Regions from separate parts of the Homo sapiens genome. Here region 2 is linked to region 1. Evidence: chromatin loops called from intact Hi-C (ENCODE). Cell type or tissue: mammary epithelial cell. All regions are shown on one strand.

Region 1 (2,500 bases):
GAATTTGCAGGAAGGATTGAAGTTCTCATGCACAAATCCAGACCATCATTGAGACTGTCACTCAGGTACTTACACCCAACATACAGAGGGTATTTTGTCTCATACCTAGAACTAAGAAATGTGTGAAATTGTTAATCTCATACCTCGACCTTAATTCAGGTGTGTTTGTGACATACACCTTTTTTAAGCACCTAAGTAATTTGACTCTCCTGCCTGGGCCCAACGTACAGATGGGATTGTGCCATATTTCTGGACCCAGCATTTAGGTGATGTGAGTCTATTCTCTTGTCTTAGTGCTTTCCACAGAGAACACTGGACATATCACAGGGCCTAGTGCCCAGGTGATATGACTTTCCTCTACTTCCTAGGCTTTTCCTAAGAAGGGATTGTAATATATTGCTGGGTCAGAACCTAGGTCGTGTGACTCTCCTGTGCTGCCTGGTTCCTCTTGTACATTGTGTATTGTGACATGTGGCTTGTTCTAACACCTCGATGATGTGAATCTCCTGCATGGGCCCTGTCCACAGAGGTATTATAACATATCTTTTTATTCATCACCTAGATGATGTAACTCTTTTCTATCTGGGCCCTGCCAAAAGGGAGGATTGCGGCATATCACTGGACCCAGCATCTAGGTGATGTGATTCTCCTGTTTTCCCTGGGCCTCAAATATTTTGGATATTGTAAAATATTGCTAGGCCCACTACCTATGGGATTGCATGCTCCTGCCTGGGCTCTGCCCACAGGGACCTTGTGACATATATCTGCGTCCATGACCTAAAAGGTGACACTTCTTGCCTGCACTGTGCCCTGAACAGGAAATATTGTGACATATCCCTGGAACCAGACACCAGGTGATATGGCTCTTCTGCCCCTGTCTTGCCCCCAGGGAGCATTGTGACATAGTGCTTAGCTCAGCACCCAGGTGATGTGACTCTGTTGCCTGTGCTGTGCTTTCAGGAGAGAATTGTAACATATCCCTGGCTGAGCACCCAGGTGATATGACACTCCTGCTTGTTTCCTTCCCTCGGGGAAGATTGTGAGATACCTTGGCTGAAATCCCAGGTGATGTAACTCTCTTGCTAACTCCCTACCTACAGGTTAAATGGTGACATATACTATAGTCAGCTTATAAGTGGAATGATGACTCTCATACCTCTAGTCAGCTATTGGAAGAAATACTGTCTCTCATAGCTCGACTTAGATAAATGAGTCACTTCCTTGGTCTTCTCTTTTTATGAAGGTCATAAAGAATTGCCACACTCTAACATATTGTATAATGCCCTCGAGTGTTACAAACGTGTTATCCCAGGGCACACAGCACAAAGGTGAGATTGTTTCTTATATGCACACCTCACCAATTATTAGGATTATCACCCTCACACAGGGAAAGAGCCTATGGCTGAAGTCTTGAATCTCAAATGCAAACAGAATCTCAAATGCAAACACTGTCCACAGTTGGAATTGTGACTCATGTATGAGCCTCCAACCACAGTTGAGATGGTGACACATTTCTAAACTCAGAACATAGCAGATGAGGACTCTACTCTCTTAAACCCAACAAATTAAGAGAGATGTTGACTAATACCTGGGCTTAGGGCCACAAGTATGGTCATGGGTGCTTACAAACATGATTTTAGAGTAAATTGTGCCTCTCATTTATACTGGATAAAGCCTTTGAGTAGTATAGTGTACTAACCAGGCGCAGTGGCTCACGCCTGTAATCCCAGCACTTTGGGAGGCCGAGGTGGGTGAAACGAGGTCAGGAGTTCAAGACCAGCCTGACCAACATGTTGAAACCCCATCTCTACTAAAAAATACAAAAAATTAGCTGGGCATGGTGGTGGGCACCTGTAATCCCAGCTACTTGGGAGCCTGAGGCAGGAGAATTGCTTCAACCCGGGAGGTGGAGGTTGCATTGAATTGAGATCATGCCACTGTACTCCAGCCTGGGTGATAGTGCGAGACTCTGTCTCACCAAAAAAAAAAAAAAAAAAAAAAAAAAAGAGTGTACTAACAAGACCCAGCACACAGAGGAGATTTTCTCTTTTTCTTTTTCTTTTTTTCTTTTGAGATGAAGTCTTGCTCTGTCACCCCAGCTGGAGTGCAGTGGCGCGATCTCAGCTTACTGCAATCTCCACCTCCGGGTTCAAGTGATTCTCCTGCCTCAGCCTCCTGAGTATCTGGGATTACAGGCACATACCACCATGCCCGGCTAATTTTTGTACTTTTAGTAGAAACAGGGTTTCACCATGCTGGCCAGGATGGTCTCAATCTCCTGACCTCGTGATCCACCTGCATCAGCCTCCCAAAGTGCTGGGATTACAGGTGTGAGCCACTGCAGCCGGCCTGGAGATTTTCACTGTTATATGAACACCCATCAAAAAGTATACATCATCATATTCTCACATAAACACAGCCCACTTTTGAAGTTCTGGATCACACCTAGAGGAAGTCAAAGGTGGAAAAATTGACTCTTATATATGGATCCAGTCCATAG
Region 2 (2,500 bases), 530 kb before region 1:
GTGAGACTCTGCTCCAAAAAAAAAAAAAAAAAAAAAAAAAAAAAAGAGAGAGTCAAGACCATTTGGAGGTTGGGTCTAAGTACACAAATCACAATCTCAATGTGGATGGATTCCTGAATAAGAGCCTCAATCTCTCCTTCAGACTGGGTCTTCTCAGTAAAATCATAGCCTCAGAGTTGTGCTGAATCTTGGTCTGAATTACCAGCCCAGATGTGGACCAGATCCACATACGAGAGTCAATGTTGCAACTTTCCACTCCCTCCAGGGTTGAGATTCAGAACTTCAGAAGTAGGTTGTGTTTATCTAAAAGGATGGCGTAGTTACTGCTGACTGGTTTTGAGTACCAGTATCACAATGTCACCAGTGTGCTTGGTCATGTAAGGGCATTCAATGTATTACTGAGGGCTTTATTGCCAGGTGTGTCCCACAGATTCTGGTCTATGGATTAAATTAGTACTCAGACACAGGTATGCAGTGTAAGAGCAGCTAAGGGAATGCCAGGCTTTAGTAGCCAAAGTGCAGCCCTAAGAAGCTGGAGCCACTTGCTTTTTTCAGTGCAGGCACAATACCAAAAACCTGGAGCCAACACAAGCTGCAGGTAATTAACATTTATTGTTCCCCTTTCAGGGAATGTCACACACGCAAATGATCAAAGGTCAGTTCCTGATCAACATAAGTAAATAAGCCTGTTTAAGATAAATTCTTCCACACTCCCTTGTACCTACTGCTTGCTCTCTGCCTCAGGGTTATAGAACAGCTGCCTTCAGCTATTCTCCCCTGGAGCTCTGCAGGACCTTCCAACATTTCAGAAAATTTGCGTTCTTTCCCTATCCTTTTTCCACCACTCTGACCAATCTCCCACATCTCCCCTTTTTCTGTTTTTTTGCATCAGGTTTTGTTGATTGAAGCATACAGATCTGAGCAGCGACAGGTTTGACTGGTGCAATGGTTACAGTTTGTGTTCCAGCTTTGCACCCTAGAACCAGTAAATAACATAAGACAAACATGAGTATAATCAATATTATTCTTTTCCAATCAAGGATTGATATGTAATGTTACTTGGCACCTGAGTCCAATGTGTGCCATTACTGAGGGACCCCACCGGGGGTAAGTCAATACCTCCCAGCCAATTGGTCACGTTGTCAGAGGCTGAGAAGGGGGTACCTTCCCAAGTAAAATGCCGTAAGAAAGGCAGATCTAGAAGATGGGCCCAATAGTTTATAGCAGGTGTGGGTTGCAGGCAAAAAGAGAGAATAAGAAGAATCAGTATTCTATAAGAGTTGCAATGTGGAATAAAAAGCATAGCAAAGAACAAATTATATGGATTGAATGGTATCTGTGTCTGAAGCAGATTTGTTCAGCCTCCTGAGTTGTGTTCTTCAGCATTCCCCAGGTAATGTCTGGGGCCTGTGTCATCCAAGGAAGCCACATCATCCAGGGTTGTGGGTTCTGCATCGTCATTTCCTTTATTTCTGGTAGCAGGTTGGGCCCTAGTCATGCCGTGGTAAGGTTTGATGCATCATGCTGGAATCCAAAGAGGACCTAAGGGGCTGTGAACACAAGCATATCCCCTTTCCCACGTTAGCAAATCATTTGGACCACACCGTACATTACTATTTACACCTTTCCATAAAACTGAAGGCTTTCTATTTTGAGAGGTTTTTGCAAAGTGCTTATCTATGGCTCATTGAAATGTATCATCTAAATTTAAGAAATTAAGAGTAAATAAGGCTTGTGCTAGTAGTGTTGTAAGGTCCCTACTCATATTCACCCTTTTTTGATTTTAAGCGTATTCTTAAGGGTGGAATGGGCACGTTTCACTATGACCTAAGTTAAATGATTGATAAATTCAACAAATGGCTCCTGGGGCCCTTGTCATACATTTAGAAAAGATCACTGTTGAACTCCACCTTTGAGAATTTGGTCCCAGGCCCTGTGAGTGCACTGACTCTGTGCATAGGCTGGGGGAAAAATTTAATTGTTGTTGTACATTTACATAGGGACCCCTCCCCTGGAGTATAGCAGCTGTTATGTTTTGCCTGGCCAATTGATTCTGGTTAGCTTGTTGTTCTCATAACTCATCATGTTATGCCCTCCAGAGGAGGTATTGACTGGCCTCTGAAGTTGTTTTAGCTAGCACTAACCAGTCCCATGGGGTCATGTGGAAGTTATATGCTATGGCCTCAATTAATCCTTTCATAAATGGGCTAGTGGCTCCATTTTCTCTAATGCTCTTTCTTATTTCTTTATAAGTCTTGAAAGCAATGGGTTCATGTACATGATTGCCTTGTTGATCTTCCATCATCAGGCAAGCCAAGAGCTCCCCCTCTAATGCTGCTTGCCTAAGACAGGGTCCCATAACTGTAGTGTATCCCTTGTCTTTTTCTCAATTTACTGGGGGAGGGGCTCAGGGAAAATCTATGTCTCCTCTGTGGCACCTTCACTCGGTAATGGCGGGGCTGAGAGAGGAGGAGATAGTAAGGTAGGTGATGATTCTTCC

Evidence for each region. A loop is a pair of places that touch in the nucleus more often than their neighbours do. Peaks named below come from ENCODE experiments on the same cell type or tissue, not always from the same donor. Only the 100,000 strongest peaks of a DNase experiment are listed, where the experiment ranks them.
Region 2: a loop joins it to region 1, with 4 times the contacts of the local background. A loop is called at or near these places in 1 of 110 quality-filtered maps.

The regions. Positions count from the first base shown.
Region 1 is chr19:24,053,227-24,055,726 of GRCh38, forward strand. It overlaps a transcript of ZNF254 not described here. Among named protein-coding and RNA genes, the nearest start is that of ZNF254, 33 kb to the right of the region's middle. In mammary epithelial cell, no CTCF peak of the experiment used is centred here; DNase peaks (open chromatin) are centred at 1,095 and 1,465; H3K27ac peaks cover 2,004 bases.
Region 2 is chr19:23,525,038-23,527,537 of GRCh38, forward strand. LOC105372337 (a long non-coding RNA gene) reads right to left here. Exons shown (of 3, transcript XR_936485.3): 3 at 594-1,550. Among named protein-coding and RNA genes, the nearest start is that of LINC01224, 110 kb to the left of the region's middle. RefSeq lists an enhancer at 229-730. In mammary epithelial cell, no CTCF peak of the experiment used is centred here; a DNase peak (open chromatin) is centred at 1,464; H3K27ac peaks cover 1,221 bases.